Regions from separate parts of the Homo sapiens genome. Here region 2 is linked to region 1. Evidence: chromatin loops called from intact Hi-C (ENCODE). Cell type or tissue: heart left ventricle. All regions are shown on one strand. Links, peaks and the distances in the headings refer to the core of each region. The heading gives the core; the rest is flanking DNA.

Region 1 (8,862 bases), core at 463-8,462:
CATAACTTTTATAATATTCTCAAAGGAGTTCATGACTCAAAAAAATCATTTAAAAACCATTGTTCTCAATTTAAAAATCACTAGAAGAGGAAGCTTCAGAAAACAGAATAAGCCAGGCACAGTGGTGTGTGCTTGTAGTCCCAGCTACTCAAGAGGCTGAGGTGGGAGGATGGCTTGAGCCCAGGAGTTTGAGGCTGCAGTGAGCTGTGATTGCACCTGTGAATAGCCACTGCACTGCAGCCTAGGCAACATAAGAGACCCTGACTCTAAAAAACAAACAAACAAACAAAAAACAGAAACCTTAAGTACTCTAATGAAAATGACAGTGTGCTCTGGAGGCAGAAATGCACCTTCCTTTTTGCATGAAAGATTTACGCTATGGGGCCGGGCACAGTGGCTCATGCCTGTAATCCCAGCACTTTGGGAGGCCGAGGCAGGCGGATCACCTGAGGTCAGGAGTTCAAGACCAGCCTGACCAACATGGCAAAACCTCGTCTCTACTAAAAATACAAAATTAGCTAGGCGTGGGAGCACATGCCTGTAGTCCCAGCTACTCGGTAGGCCGAGGCAGGAGAATCGTTTGAACCTGGGAGGCCGAGGTTGCAGTGAGCCAAGATCACGCCATTGCACCCCAGCCTGGGCAACAAGAGCGAAACTCCATCTCAAGAAAAAAAAAAAAAGTTTATGCTGTGATTAATACCTGGTCTCTGTATTAAGGGAGTGTGTGTGTGTGTGTGTGTGTGTGTGTGTGTGTGTGTGTATAAAAGAGAGTGAGAGAGTACACACACTATGTGCCAGGTAAGTGCTAATATTAGTTCCATTTTTCTTTTTGAGACAGAGTCTCACTCTATCGCCCAGGCTGGAGTGCAGTGGCACCATCTCGGCTCACTGCAACCTCCGCCTCCTGGATTCAAGCAATTCTCTTGCTTGAGCCTCCCAAGTAGCTGGGTTACAGGTGCACACCACCATGCCTGGCTAATTTTTTGTATTTTTAGCAGAAACAGGGTTTTGCCGTGTTGGCCAGGCTGGTCTCGAACTCCCGGCCTCAAGTGATCCCCGCTGCCTCAGCCTCCCAAAGTGCTGGAATTATAGGTGGAAGCCACCATCCCTGGCCTTAGCTCCATTTTATAAATGGGGAAATTGAATCTTACAGAGGCATAGAAATACCCAAGATCAGTGAGTAAGTCCATGTGAGCCCTAAGACAGCTTGCATAGATTTGTAAAGCAAAATACGGAACAAATTATATAAAACCATTTTCTTTTTTTTTGAGACAGTCTCGCTCAGTAGCCCAGGCTGGAGTGCAGTGGCACAATCACAGCTCACTGCAGCCTTAACCTCCTGGGCTTAAACGATCTTCCCACCTCAGCCTCCCAAGTAGTTAGGACTACAGGCACGCACCACCATGCTTGGCTAATATTTTCTGTTTTTTGCAGAGACGGGGATCCTGCTATGTTGCCCAGGCTGGTCTCGAACTCCTGGGCTCAAGAGATCCTCCCATCTCGGCCTCCCAGAGTGCTGAGATTACAGGTGTGAGCCACTGCCCCCAGCCAGAAGACAGTTTCCAAATAACATGCTTAATATTTGTACAAGTATTTCTTTTTTTCTTTTCTTTTTTTTTTTTTTTCTTTTTGAGATGGAATCTCCCTCTCTCGCCCAGGCTGGAGGGCAGTGGCGCAATCTCGGCCCACTGCAACCTCTGCTTCCCAGGTTCAAGTGATTCTCCTGCCTCAGCCTCCCAAGTAGCTGGGATTACAAGTGCCACCACCTCGCCCAGCTAATTTTTGTATTTTCAGTAGAGACGGGGTTTCGCTATGTTAGCCAGCCTGGTCTCGAACTCCTGACCTCAGGTGATCTGCCCACTTCAGCCTCCCAAAGTGCTGGAATTACAAGCGTGAGCCACTGCTCCCGGCCCAAGTATTTCTTTTTTAGGGGAGAAAAAATTATTGGAGAAAATTTCTTTCCTACTCATTTCCCAAATTTTTCTAGGAAGTCTATGTCAGATTTCCTTTCTTTTTTCTTTTCTCCCTTAAAATAATTTTTAATTGTTATTATAAACAGGATGGACCTGTGCTGAGGAGTGTAGCAGGACTGTGGTTTTATTCCTGCACTGTCTACTGGGTTGTGTGAAGATGGGCTAGAAAGAGGATCTGTTGGGAAGGAAGAGTCTAAAAATGAATGAACGTCAAGAGTCAACGACTCTTACAGCATCATTACCGTCTGTTCCTCTTCTCAGAGAGTCAGGCATGAGGGCCACCAGGCAGGGGAAAAAATGACTTCAGATCATGAGAAATTAAAAGCTTTTAATTAAAATTCATCCGGGTGAGAGAGTGTTCATGGCCAAATATTACAAAAAAAGCTATTTTCCTGTAATCAGTGCTTGGTCAGAAGTTCATAGACCCAGTTCACTTTCTACCCCATTTCTTCAGTCTTCCCCCTCAAAATTAAGTTAGCGCTAGGAGCCTGTAGAATGTGTGTGGCATAAATGTGTCTTGCCTGTGCTACAGCTGCACTTTCACTGGTGGCTGGAGCCAGTCCTGTGCATGTTCTCTCCTGCACCTCGTCAGTTAGCCAATCCCAATTTACCCTCCAAGATTAGGATCCTGGCTGGGCGCGGTGGCTCATGCCTGTAATCTCAACACTTTGGGAACCCGAGGTGGGTGGATCACGAGGTCAGGAGTTCAAGACCAGCTTGGCCAAGATGGTGAAACCCTGTCTCTACTAAAAATACAAAAATTAGCCAGGCGTGGTGGCAGGTGCCTGTAATCCCAGCTACTCGGGAGGCTGAGGCAAATAATTGCTTGAACCTGGGAGGTGGAGGTTGCAGTGGGCCGAGATCACGCCACTGCACTGCAGCCTAGGCAACAAAATGAGACTTTGTCTCAAAAAAAAAAAAAATTAGGATCCTGGCTGGGTGCAGTGACTCACACCTATAATCCCAGCACTTTGGGAGGCTGAAGTGGGCGGATCACTTGAGGTCAGGAGTTTAAGACCAACCTGGCCAACATGGTGAAATCCTGTCTCTACTGAAAATACAAAAATTAGCCAGGTGTGGTGGCGGGCACCTATAATCTCAGCTACTTGGGAGCTGAGGCAGGAGAATCGCTTCAACCCCGAAGGTGGAGGTTGCCGTGAGCCGAGATCACGCCATTGCACTCCAGCCTGGTCGACAAGAACGAAATTCTGTCTCAAAAAAAAAAAAAAAAAGATTAGGATCTGTCACACCTCAGAGAACCTTTAGTGACCCCCGAGGCTGAGTTTGATGCTGCTCCCTGCTCCCCTAGAGCCTTAGGAATTTCACTTTCCTTGCATGTCTCACACTCTCCTGTAAATGTTTATTGTTTTGGCCAGGCGCGTTGGCTCACACCAACACTTTGGGAGGCTGACCGGGTGGATTGCTTGAGCCTAGGAGTTTGAGACCAGCCTGGGCAAGATGGTGAAACCCCGTCTCTACTAAAAAAAATAATAATAATAATAATTAGCCAGGCGCAATGGCACACACTTGTAGTCCTAGCTACTCGGGAGGCTGTAGTGGGAGGATCACCTGAGCCCAGGGAGGTCAAGCCTTCATTGAGCTGTGATCATGCCACCGCACTCCGCCTAGGTGACAGAGTGAGACCTTGTCTCTAAATAAATAAACAAATTTTTATTGTTTTAATCTGTCTCTTCCACCAGATTCTAGGCTTTCTGAGGTCAGTTTAATGCCTGGCACATAGAAAATGCTCAAAAATTGGTAAACTAACAAATTTGTGTTTGTTTTTTCCCCATCCAAAAGTAATTGCAAGGATTAATGTTCTTAAGGTATAATCACGTGAAGGCACTTCTATGTTAAAAAAAAAAAAAAAAAAAAAAAAAGGCTGTGGGTGGGGGCAAGGAGGAGCCAGGGAGGAAAATTAGTCTCCTGTCAGAATTTGTGAAGTCAGTGCTAGGAGGTGAAAACATCACCTCTTAGATGCTAGCAGTATACTAGCAATCTATTGCTATACAACAAATTACTCCAGCACTTCGTTTATTATCTCTAATTGTTTCTATTGGCGGGGAATTTAGACAGGGCACATCTTGTCTCTGCACATGATGTCTAGGGCCTCAGCTTAAAAGATTAGAACAGGGCTGGAATCATCAGAAGGCTTGTTCACTCACATGTCTGGCAGTTGATGTTGGCTGTTGGCTGGAGGCCTTGCTGGGGCTGTCAGCCAGAACAGCCCACACACAGCCTCTCCACGTGACTTGAGCTTCCTTACAGTATGGTGGCAGGGCTCCAAGGGCAAATGTCTTGAGAGAGAGAGAGAGGGCGAGGCTGGAGCCTTTTACATAACCTGGCTGCAGAAATCACACAGCATTACTTGGCCACATTCTTTTGGTTAAGGTGGTTAAAAAGGTCCATCCAAGTTCAAAAGAGGAAACACAGACTCCACGGCTCAGTGAAGAAGTATCAACATCACATTGTAAGGAGAGCATGTGGATGGGATCTAGACTACTGTGGCCATCTTTGAAGAATGCAATCTGCCACAAGCAGTCATGGGGAAAAGGCCAAATTCCTCATAATAGAATGTGGGTGTGAATCTCTTATGTAAGACAAGAGATATGAATCAAGGCAGATGGATTTTGTGAAGGCAGTGAGTTTTTCCTTCACTTTCAGAGTGCAGGTAATTATAACTCTGTCAAGAATGCAAATAGAAAGAGGAAGGTTTAATATTTTGTGACAGAGATCTGGAATGTTATAAAGTCCTATTTCCAGTGATCAGATCTACTTCATCTTCTTGCAAAAATGAGGCAGTTGTAGTGGCTAGAGTAACACCCTCATGAACTCTCTTTGTTAAGTCATCCCCCGTCCCAGTCACTTCCACCTCTTCCTGGCTTACTGTCACTCTAACATCACTCTTGTCATAATCCTTGATTATTTTCTTATCCATGTTGGTGATACCCTGACCACTCTGCTTCTTTTTTGAGACGAGCTCTCACTCTGTCACCCAGGCTGGAGTGCAGTGGCATGATCATGGCTCCCTGCAGCCTTGACCTCCCAGGCTCAAGTGATCTTCCCACCTCAGCCTCCCTAGTAGCTGGGATCACAGGTGTGCACCATACCACACCTGGCTAATTTTTTAATTTTTTGTAGAGACGGGATCTCACCAGGTTGCCCAGGTTGGTCTTGAACTCCTGGGCTCAAGGGATCTGCCCTCCTTGGCCTCCCAAAGTGCTGGGATTACAGGCGTGAGCCACCGCGCCTGGTCCACTCAGCTTGAGATCCACTCATCCAATGATCTTGTCCTTCACCCTTCTCAGCTGCTCACTTCTTTGACTTTGTCATGACCTGTCTTTGCAACCTTCCATGATCGCTATTCTAGATGTCTTTCAGCTCCAATAATTCTTCAGCACCACAAGAACATACAGTTCTTTGGTATAACTACTACCTTTTCACTGTCCCTCCCCAACTATGCCTTCCCTTCCCCCCCCCACCCCCCCCCCCCACCTAGAACAGAAGCGCATCATGCGGGCCGGGTGAGGCGGCTCATGCCTGTAATCCCAGCACTTTGGGAGGCGGAGGCAGCTGGATCACTTGAGGTCAGGAGTTCGAGACCAGCCTGGCCAACATGGTGAAACCCTGTCTCTACTAAGAAGTCCGTCATGAGAATCACCCCTTTGCACACACTCAACTCTCTTGCCCCCTCCCTCCTTCTTGTGTGCTCCTAATAAACCCAACCCTGATTAACCCCACCCCCTACACCCTCCACAGCTGTCATCATGCAGTTTCTGGTCTCTGTATTTATGAAAACAACCTCTAGTGGGCCCTTGATGCTGTCTGCAGTCAGACATTCTCTGAAATAGGGCATGGGCTGCTCCTCTGGCCCAGAGCTGTAACCCTAGATTGTTGGGTCAGAGCCCCTCATCTGCCAGGCACTGCTGCCCAGACCTTAATACACACCCATCTGGCCTCCAGGAGAATAAGAAATCCTCTTCAGAAACTGCTTCTCCCTGCCGACACCCCTGGCTTTCTGGTGGCTTCAGAACTAAAGTTGGAGGATGTGACATTCTGTCTGAGGGTACCCCTTCCATTTCCGCTTCTTTTTCCTGAACACTCAGCATTGCTGAGAGCTATTTTGACAGCTCCTTCTATTCTTAGCACCAAAGCACAAAGTCATATATGCAGATAAACCAAGGCTAGAAAAACTGCATGTTCATTTTCTAAATTCTTAGTGAGAAAAATCAAGAGCAACTGTCGGGGTTGGGGGCGTAAGGGGCTGTGACCAAGTCGGACACTCCAGAGGGAGGTGGAAAGTGCCTGAGTGGAGATTCTGACACTATGCAGATGTGTCACCTCGGGCAAGTCCCTTCAGTTGCCGGGGGCTCAAACTCACCATCTGCAAAGTAAGGGGACGGGATGAGGGAATTCCTAAGCCCCTTTCTAGATCTTTCATTCTTCGTCACCAGATGCTACAATATACACAGTTGCCTCTGGGTTTTTTTCTGCCTCTCCTGCCTTCATTCATCAGTTTTTCAATCAACGAAAGGCTCTGCTTCATGCCCAGAGGGTACAGAGATAAATAGGGCACAATTCTTGCCCTTTAGGACCTCACTTTCCTTATAGACACATCACTTGATATATGTGAAAGTTGGTTATACAAACTGGGTCATTGTCATACCCAACTAACTCAGAGTTGAGAGGCCGGGGGAAAAGAGCAGTTAGGGTACATAGCACCTGCTCCAAGAATTGATTTTTCTGCAAAGCTGAAACAGCCTGCTATAACCCTGAGACCAGTTTCACCCTAGTAATCGCTAAAATGACCTGCTGTGACTCTAACACTAGTTTCACCTGCTGCTGTCACTCACGAGTCAGAGCCTGCCAGCTCCCAGAAGTTTCTTTAGTGCCAATGAGCGTTCTTTCAGAACAGTATGTAACATTTCTCTTTCTAATAAAACTCCCGGCCAGGTGCAGCAACTCACGCCTGTAATCGTAGCACTTTGGGAAGCTGAGGCAGGAGGATCACTTGAAGCCAGGAGTTCAAGACCACCCTGGGCAACATAGTGAGACCTCATCTCTACAAAAAAATTTAAAAATTATAGCTGGTGTGGTGATGTACTGCAGTAGTCACAGCTACTCGGGAGGCTGAGGCAGGAGAATCCCTTGAGCCCAGGAGTTTGAGGCTGCAGTAAGCTATGATCAAACCACTGCACTCCAGCCTGGGTGAGAGAGCAAGACACTGACTCAAAAAAACAAACAAAAAAAAAAGCAAAAACAAAAAATATGTATATCTAATAAAACTCCCAACCTTCTCTTTGTTTTCCAGACATGCTGAGGACCACCTAGGCTGTGTGTGCACTCTGAATTGCAATTCTGTGATTCTCTCTTTTTTTGAGACTCAGTCTCACTATGTTGCCCAGGCTGGAGTGCAGTGGCACAATCTCAGCTCACTGCAAGCTCCACCTCCTGGTTCAAGCAATTCTTCTGCCTCAGCCTCCAGAGTAGCTGGGACTACAGGCACACACCACCATGCCCAGCTAATTTTTGTATTTTTAGTAAAGACAGGGTTTCACCATGTTGGCCAGACTGGTCTTGAACTCCTGGCCTCAAGTGATCTGTCCATCTCGGCCTCCCAAAGTGCTGGGATTACAGACATGAGCCACCATGCCTGGCCAATTCTGTGATTCTCAAATAAAACATTGAGAGATTCATCTCTATATTTTATTTGACTTTGACAAATCCTGTAATTATGTCATAATATGATGAACGTTTTGAGAAAAGTCTATTCTAAGTATAATGAGAACAAAGAAAAAAAAGATTGGTCCTGGCTATAGAGGTTAGAATATTTCACAAGAAGAAATTATGTTAGAGAATATTCTTGAACGATCAATTGGACTTTGCCAGACTGTGGTGGGCATAGGGGACCCAGAAGGAACATTCATTCTAGTTATGAGAAAGGGCCCAGAGACATGGCGAATCTGGGGGACAAATTCCACATTTTCCATATACTTGATCATTAAGCACATGACCAAGTGTGTCAGTGCATGAGGATGGACAAGATAGATTGGAGCCTTCACTGTTTTTTTCTTCTCATTTACCAAAAATTTCATCATTTTAGAATTGTCCCAGTTTTCTAATTTTAAGTCAGGGCTTCTTTGTCATGCTTAAAGTCTTACCCTCTGTGCCCTCTGCTCTGTGTTCTATATGGTAGCCTGAAATTTGGCCCTGTTATATATATTTATTTATGCCAGACTCCTGAAGGTGTTCAAGCATACCATTTATCAAATATTTCCATGTAATGTGGCAGCTAATAACAGCTTCGTTTTACAGAGGGAAGAGCTGAAGCAAACACTGATTTGTAGATTGCTTGGTAACAGGAAAGAGACCTGATGTATGCCCTCTGTCTTTCCTTCACAAAAATTTTGTAGCTTTCTTTGTTTCTTCAAGCCTTCTACCTGTAGTTATACTTTAAGGGAGATAATTATAAGCAATTTTGATTGACCTGAGTCGATCACACTAGGACTGTCATAAGGGTTAGATTTTGAGTTGACTGTGGCTTTAAGGAAGAATTAAATATTGTAACACCATTTAAAGTTATAGAAGAAAGCATAAGTTACCACTCAGAATATAGGTTGGTAAGACTAAAATCTTCCTGAGCCCATGAGAATACCTGCTTTTTTTTCCAAGTCTAATTGTTTCATGAAGAATTGCTGAGCATGGTGGCTCATGCTTGTAAACCCAGTACTTTGGGAGGCTGAGGCAGGAGGATTGCTTGAGCCCAGGAGTTTGAAACCAGCCTGCGCAACAAAGTGAGACCCCCATCTCTTCAAATAATTTAAAAATTAGCCAGGGGTGCTGGTACATGCCTGGGGTCCCAGCTACTCAGGAAGCTGAGACAGGAGGA
Region 2 (8,862 bases), core at 566-8,565, 66 kb before region 1:
AAGCCCTAAGTGACGCCTTTTCTATTTCAGCCCATCTCCCTCTATACCAGCCCTGAACAGAAGGGCTGTTCTCCTACCCAGCCCTCCCTGGCCTTGCAGACAGGACTTAGGACCACAGAGCCGTCCAGGGGACATTCACCACATCAGAAGAAGGTCAAATTGGCATCAACCAAGCTAGATTCAGCATTAGATGTGGAGGTTCCAACAATCTCCAGAACCTTTGGCCAGGCTCTACCTCAGGGATCTGAGAGCAGCATAATCTACAGAGAGACAGGGACACATTCAGCAGGACTGCTGATTCCCCAGGGAGGCTTTGAGAAAGTAGTGCTTCAGGAAGCAGCATCTGGGAGCTGATGGTGCTCCTATTTGGCAGCACAGAGCTGTCCTGTCCTTCCCACTGTTCCAGACGCAGTGATGATGGAGCGAAGAGCACTACACTGTGGCTGCAGCAGCTCAAGCTCACAGCCAAGTCACACAAGCTCAACATGTTCCCTGCCCATTACATACTATTTGGGGGTAGACATTGGAGCCAGGCAGGCCTGAATTTGAATACCAGTGTGACTCTTTGGCCCCAGTCCTCTTTGAGTCTCAATTTTCTCAGCTATGAAATGACAGTGGTTATACCTCCCTCACAGATTAAACCACATAAAAATGCATAGCATGCACATTGCTTGATACAGCAGACACTAACCAATGTGAATTCTGATTCCTTTTCCTGAGAATCTGATTCCAACCTGCGGCAGAATCTCCAGGATCCTAAAGTAGATGCGCTCCGCCAAGCCATCCTCTGTACTCAGCCATCCTTCTGCCTGGCCCTTAAGGAAGAAGGCCAACCTGAGTCAAATGGGGCTCTTCCTTCAGAGCATGACTGAATAGGCTTCATGGGAAGGAGTGGTGCTGGGGGTGAGGGACTCAAAAAAATGTATACCCCTTTGTTTTCAAACTTCAGTGAGCGTGGTAATCATTTAGAGAGTTTATTAAAAATAGAGGCCAGGGGCTGGGCACAGTGGCTCACGCCTGTAATCCCAGCACTTTGGGAGGCCGAGGCGGGTGGATCACCTGAGGTCGGGAGTTTGAGACTAGCCTGACCAACATGGAGAAACCCCATCTCTACTAAAAATACAAAATTAGCCGACCATGGTGGTGCATGCCTGTAATCCCAGCTACTCGGAAGGCTGAGACAGGAGAATCACTCGAACCCGGCAGGCGGAGGTTGCGGTGAGCCGAGATTGCGCCACTGCACTCCAGCCTGGGCGACAAGAGCAAAACTCCATCTCAAAAAAAAAAAAAAAAAAAATAGAGGCCAGGGCCAGGTGCAGTGGCTCACGCCTGTAATCCCAGCACTTTGGAAGGCCAATGCAGGTGGATCACTTGAGGTCAGGAGTCCCAGACCAGCCTGGGCAACATGGCACAACCCCATCTCTACCAAAAATACAAAAATTAGCCTGGCATGGTGGCACACACCTGTGGTGCCAGCTACTAGGGAGGCTGAAGCACGAGAATCACTTGAACCCGGGAGGCGGAGGTTGCGGTGAGCCGAGATTGTGCCACTGCACTCCAGCCTGGGCAACGAGAGCACAACTCTGTCTTAAAAAAAAAAAAAAGAAAAAGAAAAAGAGGCCAGGGCCAGGTGCAGTGACTCACGCCTGTAATCCCAGCACTTTGGAAGGCCAAGGCGGGTGGATCACTTGAGGTCAGGAGTCTGAGACCAGCCTGGGCAACATGGCAAAACCCCTTCTCTACCAAAAATACAAAAATTAGCCTGGCATGGTGGCACACACCTGTGGTGCCAGCTACCAGGGAGGCTGAAGCATGAGAATCTCTTGAACCCGGGAGGCAGAGGTTGTAGTGAGACAAGATCACGCCACTGCACTCCAGCCTAGGCGATGGAGCAAGACTCTGTCTCAAAAAAAAAAAAAAAAAAATAGAGGCCAGGTCCCTCCTTAGACTTACTGTTATTAAATACAATTTAGAGGAGGCCATTGGTTTGAACTGAGCTCCTGCACTAGGCCTGACAGACCAAACCAAAATAGTCACTCACACTGAAGCTCCACCCCACCAAGTTGAAAATAAATTGTTTATCTGACCTTCCCAGAAATTGAGAGTGAGATAATAGCCCAGTACCCAAGCTATTTGAGCTGATATGATAAGAAAATCTTCTCTACTTTAACCTTTACAAGGAAAGGAAATTTGAAACCACCAATCCACTTTTCATTTTCTGTTTCTGCTTCTCTCCCCACTTCTCGTTTCTAAAGCCAACCTCCTCTGCTCAGCTTATCGGAACACTCATCATATTTTATGGAATGAGGTATTGCTCGATTCTAGAACTGTAAATAAAAGCCAACTAAGATCTTTAAATTGGCCAGGTATAGTGGCTCACACCTGCAGCTCCAGCACTTTGGGAGGCTGAAGCAGGAAGATCACTTGAGCCCAGGAGTTCAAGACCAGCCTGGGCAAAACAGTGAGACTCCATCTCTATGAACAACCATTTTTTTGTTTTCTTTTTTTGAGACAGGCTTTCCCTCTGTTACCCAGGCTGAGTGCAGTGGTGCAATCACAGCTCACTGTAGCCTGGATCTCCTAGGCTCAAGTGATCCTCCTGTCTCAGCCTCCAGAGTAGCCAGGACTATAGGCATGCACCACTATGTCTGGCTAATTTTTTTTTTTTTTTTTTTTTAAGTAGAGACAAGGTCTTATGTTGCTCAGCTGGTCTCAAACTCCTGAGCTTAAGCGATCCTCTCACCTCGGCCTCCCAAAGTGCTGGGATTACAAGCGTAAGCCACCATGACTGGCCTACAAAATTTTTTTTAAGAATTAGCTGAGTGTGGTGGCATGAATCTGTAGTCTCAACTACTTGGGAGGCTAAGGTAGGAGGATCGCTTGAACCCAGGAGGTCAAGGCTACAGTGAGCTATGATGGTGTTACTGCACTCCAGCCTGAGCAACATAGACACTATCTCTAATATATATATAGTCTTGTCCCTTGGAATCGCCTGAGTTATAAGGGGTTTTTTTATATGCTAATGAGATGACTCAAGATTGAGGGGCCCTAGATAGCTTCAGGATGGAAGCTGGTTGCCAGAAAAACCAACCAAGAGATTTGAGGATGAGAACTGTCAGCCCCACTTCCCTAGCGGGTGAGGAGGGATTAAAGGTTGAGTTTCATTATCAAACACAAAGACTTGATTAATCTTGCCTAGGTAATGAAACCTCCACAAAAACCCCTAACCAATAGGTTCGGTGAGTTTCTGGGTTGGTAAACATATTGATGTGCTGGAAAGATGGGGCACAAGAGAGGGCACGGAAGCTCTGCGCCACCCCACCCCCATATCTTGCCCTGTGCATCTTTTTCATTTGGCTTCCCCTGAGTTTTAGCCTTTATAAGAAACCAGTGAGCACATGTAAGGTATTTTTCTGAGTTCTGTGAGTCATCCTAGTGAATTAGCAAACCTGAAAGGAGGTCATGGAAACCCTCACATTTGTAGTGGTCTGGGCAGAAGTGTGGGTAGCCTGGGCACCCTATTTGCAGCTGGTATCTGAAGACAGGGGCAGTCTTGTGAGACTGAGCCCTTTAACTTGTGGGATCTGACACTAACTCCAGATAGGCCATGTCAAAATTGAATTATGGGACACCCAATTGGTGTCATAGATTTGGTTGGTGTGATTGGGTGTCAGAGCTGGTGTCAGAAAAAAACACTGCCCAGGAGCTTGTCACATTTGCCCTCTCCTGACCTCGCCTGGCCCTTGCATAACCACACATCTTTATAGAATGTGGTTAAACTCAGAAGAAACTGCCAATTCCACTGCAATTCTCTCACCTAGATTCAATGTTAGCCTTTTGAAGAGACACAGAAGCGACGCTTACATTTCTCTGTTCAAGCCTGCCCAAGGCAGGGCTGGATTAGCCTGCGGGCCTCTGACCTTCTGACTACAGTCCACACTGCACCCAGTGGGCTGTTCCAACAGACCACGGAGCACAGGGCCTCTGCTCTAGAACAGGGCGGAACACACTTGCTGGCCATCTAATGGACTCACCGCCAGCCCTGACTGTGGAGGGACCCTGTCTTGTAAGCCTGGCCATATGGGGTCTGCCTGGCCACATGAGGTCTGCCAGAGCCGTCCTATCTGGCTAGATTCTTTGCTCTAGTTCCTCTCGGCTTTTTATCAGTAGTTCAGCTTTTCCTAGGGCCGCACAGTTGCTGAAATAAACTTACTCAGCCATTTCCACTTGCACGTGCCCCAGGAGCCCAGGAAAAGGCTCTGCTGAAAAGACTTCCCTCTTGCCCCGAGGTCACAGCCATACTTCTGTCCCAGTGTGTGGTTAAACGCCATCTCCCCTCCTTGCCTTTCCCTCTCTCTCTCTCCTTCTGGAGAAGCCACACAGTTTCATCAATCAATGCCACCTATCTTAGTCCGTTTGTACTGCTGTAACAAAACTACCTGAGACTGGATAATTTATCAACAGCAGAAATTGATTTCTCACAGTCCTGGACGCTGGGAAGTCGAAGATGAAGGTGCCGGAGGGCTTGGTGCCTGGTTAGGGCCAGGTCTCTCCTTCTAAGATGGTGCCTTGAAGGCTGTGTCCTCACGTAGTGGGAGGGAAGGAAGGGCAAAAGCATCTAAGCTGGTTCTCTCCAGCCTCTTATAAGCCACTAATCCATTCATGAGGGCAGAACCTTCATGACGTCATCACTTCCCAAAAGACCTCACTTCTTAATACTACCACAATGGGGATTAAGTTTCAACATGAATTTTAGAGGGGATACATTCAAACCACAGCACCACTCGTCTTGGTGTACCTACTGGCATACTTGAAACCATTCAAAAGGGCTTCATTCTCAGTTTGTTTTTGTTTTGTTTTTTTCAAAAATGTGGCATTTCTTGACAGGAACTGCCTCTGCTACGACCCCATTCAGAACAAAGTTAATCTGGTCAATGAGTGTCTCCCCCACCTGTAAGGAAGAATTTGCTAAGAGATGGCACAAAATCAAGGGACATGACTGAGGCTCAAAGAGCTGTAGAACTCCAAGTGGAATTTGCTGGCCAAGCTTCTACTTTGAGCAGAGGCTGAAGTCATCCATAGAGAGGCTTTCCTGGAACTACAGGGATACACTGCAGAGCTCTCCCATTAATTAGTGGAAACTCCTACCAGCTGCAAAGCCATCCCTGGGGACCTCATCTGGCTATGACTCGGGATAGTGCCCCAGGTAGCTCCCAGTCATTGGTCCAAGGAAATTCCTTACTGTAACTACACTGGGTCAGTGTTGACTCCTGGAAACCTCTCCTTCCAACTGTCAGTCTCCTGTGACTTGGAGTTCTCCATGTCTTTCATGGGAGCCAGCTCTGCAAGGGTTGGGGGAAACCCTGCATGGCTTGAGCGCTTCTGTTGACAACCCATTGCCATCAAAATGGTTCTTACTCTGTACCACCGCCCTCTGGGCATAATGAACATCTCTGTCTAGAGCTCTTTCGGACCTTCCCACTGCGATCCTCAGGGTCCCTAACTCCACACTCATAAGTGCACCATCGTCTGGAATAAAATTTCTGTGTTCTCCTAGATCCCAGGAAATCATCTGACTCCTCTGTTTTCTCACCTTGGGTCATGCCTGAAGTGTATCTGACACCCCCGGTGTGTACTCATAAACACCTAGCGACCAGTACACACCCAAGACACAGGCTCAGATTCTCAATGTATATGAAGGATGGGAGGAAAGAGGATGCACTGCCAACCCTCCAAGGTCCTAGGAAAGTATATATTTAAATACCATCAACTATTAATAAAGAATGCGGCAGAGTTCTAGTTATTCCCCCAATGTCTTCTCCTTTTTGCTACATTAACAGAATGCCTAGATTAATGATTATACATTTCCAAACCTACCCTGCAGTTTGATATGATTATTTGAATATAAGTTCTGGCCAATGGAATGTGAGGGGAAGTGATGTATGGAACTTTCAGGATATGTCCTTAAAGAAAGGGGCTGGCCAGGCGCGGTGGCTCACACTTGTAATCCCAGCACTTTGGGAGGCCAAGATGGGAGGATCACTTGCAGTCAGGAGTTTGAGACCAGCCTGACCAACATGGTGAAACCTCGTCTCTTCTAAAAATACAAAAATTTGCCAGGCATGGTGGCACATGCCTGTAATCCCAGCTACTCAGGAGGCTGAGGCAGGAGAATCACTTGAATCTGGGAGGCAGAGGTTGCAGTGAGCTGAGATGGCACCAATGCACTTCAGCCTGGGCAACAAGAGCGTGGCTCTGTATAAAAAAACAACAACAACAACAAAAAAAAAAAACAAAGAGGGGCCATGCCACTTCTCCAATATGCCCTCCCCTGTCCCCTTTCTTATCCTGCTGTGGACATGGTGGCATCCTTGGCCAAGTGGACTTCAAGCCATACCCCACACCCTAGGGATGGTGAGACAACTAGTTAGAAGAGGACTAGGTCCCAGATTACCATAGTGAGCACAGCTACCATACTAATCAGCCAGGGCCCTGATCATCACTGAACATCCTTTTTGGATATGCCAAAGAGGCAAAAAGAAATGGCCTGACCGCTCTTTAGTTGGCCATTTCCCAGGGTTACGTTTCCATGAGTAGCCTTGAGGGATGAGGTAACATCTCCCAGACAGAAAGCAGGCTTGCTTGCCACTCTGTAAAAATGGTAGATTTCAGCTGCAACGTGAGTCCACTATGTGTACAGTGTTCACCTGGTTCCCTCTGTGTTGTCTTCTTGGGTCTTGGAGGACATGGGGAACTAGCCCCAAAATGATGAGTATGCTACTTGTTGTGCAGTGAGTAATAAAATCCTTTGTCTCACCCTGCCCGGCCTGTTTTGCAATTTTTAATATTATATAAATGATAAATATGTATCCTTTTGTCACTGCTTTTTTTGCCCCCCCTCCCCCACTTAACATTGTAGTTATGAAGTTCATGTCTGAGGCTCTGTGGAGTCCTAGCACAATCATTTTCCTGTTTTCTCATCTGCCATTGCATGGATATACCACAATTTGCTTATCTGCTCTTCAACTGAAGAACCTGAAGTTGTTTCCACATTTTTATTCTTATACATAATATGGCTATAAATATTCTTACACGCATACGCAAGAGATCATCCAGAGTATATTATAGGGAATGAAAATGCTGGGTATTCATGGGGTGTTGCTGGTTTATGTGCAATTTGACTTTATTATATATCAACAATTTGTCCTCCAGAGTGGTTTTACCAACTAAGACATCCACCAGCTGTGTATAAGAGATGCTTCACATTCTCTCCAGCATTCAATCATTCATTCAACACATATTTACTAGTGATCTACTAGTTTGTTCTACTTATGGGTATGCAGTAGTGATAGTTCCCACTCTCTTGGAGCTTCCATTCTCTTGGCATGAGATATCCAATAACAAATAAGCAAATTAATACATAATACATCTGGAGGTGATAAGTCCCTTTTTTTTTTTTTTTTTTTTTTGAGACAAAGTCTCACTCTGTTGCCCAGGCTGGAGTACAGTGGCGTGATCTTGGCTCACTGCAACCTCTGCCTCCCGGGTTCAAGTGATTCTCCCGAGTAGCTGGGATTACAGGCGTGTACCGCCATGCCTAATTTTTTTTTTTTTTTTTTTTTGAGATGGAGTCTCTCTCTGTCGCCAGGCTGGAGTGCAGTGGCACGATCCCAGCTCACTGTAACCTCTGACTCCCCGGTTCTTCTCCTGCCTCAGCCTCCCGAGTAGCTAGGATTACAGGCATGCACCACCACGTCCAGCTAATTTTTGTATTTTTAGTAGAGCCGGGGTTTCACCATGTTGGTCAGGATGGTCTCAATCTCCTGACCTCAGGTGATCTGCCTGCTTGGTCTCCCAAAGTGCTGGGATTACAGGCGTGAGCCACAGCTCCCTAATTTTTGTGTTTTTAGTAGAGACAGGGTTTCACCATGTTGGCCAGGCTGGTCTTGAACTCCTGACAAATGATCCACATTCTTCAGCCTCCCAAAGTACTGGGATTACAGGCGTGAGCCACCGCGCCCAGCTGAGTGCTTTGTTTCTAGGCTCTATGGCTACAAAGGAGTAGCCTTTCTTCCTGGGGCCTTTACAGTAAGTGAATGCAACGCCCTCATGAGCCCAACATGACCTAATTTAAGAAAACAACATTTTAAAACTTGTAATTACTATAAAATTAGAAGATGAACATTTTACATTCCGTAATGTGTTAAAATAGACAGTATTTTGGAATGCATGTTCTCAGATGACCTATATAATACCAGGCAGCATATGAGGAAGTGGTGAAGTATTCCCATCTTTGCAGTCATGCTGCCCAGAATCAAATCTTGGTTTCCTGACTTACCAACCTTGTGACCTTGAACTCTGTAAATTTAACCTCTCTAAGTCTCAGTTTCCATATCAGATAATAGTGCCTGAGTCATACGGGTGTTTATCATGGTGCACAATAAGTTTTTAGCATGGTGTCCAGTACATTTTACTACCAGTCAATTAATAATAATTGAATAGGCCAACCATGTGACATTATTCCTCTTTTACAGATGAGGAAACTGAGGTTCTCAGTAGCTGAACAAATTGTCCAGCCAGGAAGTACTGGTACCTCTTTAACCCAGGTCTTCTGATACCAGAGCCAGTTCTCTACTACAACATTGCTTGTATATATGAATGTATCAGGATTCACCCAATAATTATTTGTTGAACATCTACTATGTGATAGTTACTTGGTGCTTGGTGCTAGGAAATTCTAAAATAATCCTAACAGGGCTAGTCATCTTTGAGCAACCCTGAAATTACACATATCCTGAGACAGGTTTCATCCAGCATTGGCTGTTAATGAAGTGTGAAGCTTTTATTTTCACTTTTATGGGG

The links. A loop is a pair of places that touch in the nucleus more often than their neighbours do. Peaks named below come from ENCODE experiments on the same cell type or tissue, not always from the same donor. Only the 100,000 strongest peaks of a DNase experiment are listed, where the experiment ranks them.
Region 2: it touches region 1 in a loop (1.8-fold over the local background); 23 of 110 quality-filtered maps call a loop at or near these places.

What each region holds. Positions count from the first base shown.
Region 1 is chr2:38,716,587-38,725,448 of GRCh38, forward strand. The region is part of intron 4 of GALM (galactose mutarotase); the gene reads left to right. All of the region lies in intron 1 of LOC124905993 (a long non-coding RNA gene), which reads right to left. Among named protein-coding and RNA genes, the nearest start is that of SRSF7, 30 kb to the right of the region's middle. RefSeq lists a silencer at 5,638-5,697 and an enhancer at 6,488-6,537. In heart left ventricle, for the core only: no CTCF peak of the experiment used is centred there; a DNase peak (open chromatin) is centred at 4,195; H3K27ac peaks cover 1,852 bases.
Region 2 is chr2:38,650,481-38,659,342 of GRCh38, forward strand. No RefSeq gene overlaps it. Among named protein-coding and RNA genes, the nearest start is that of GALM, 11 kb to the right of the region's middle. RefSeq lists a cis regulatory region at 3,663-4,336. In heart left ventricle, for the core only: no CTCF peak of the experiment used is centred there; no DNase peak of the experiment used is centred there.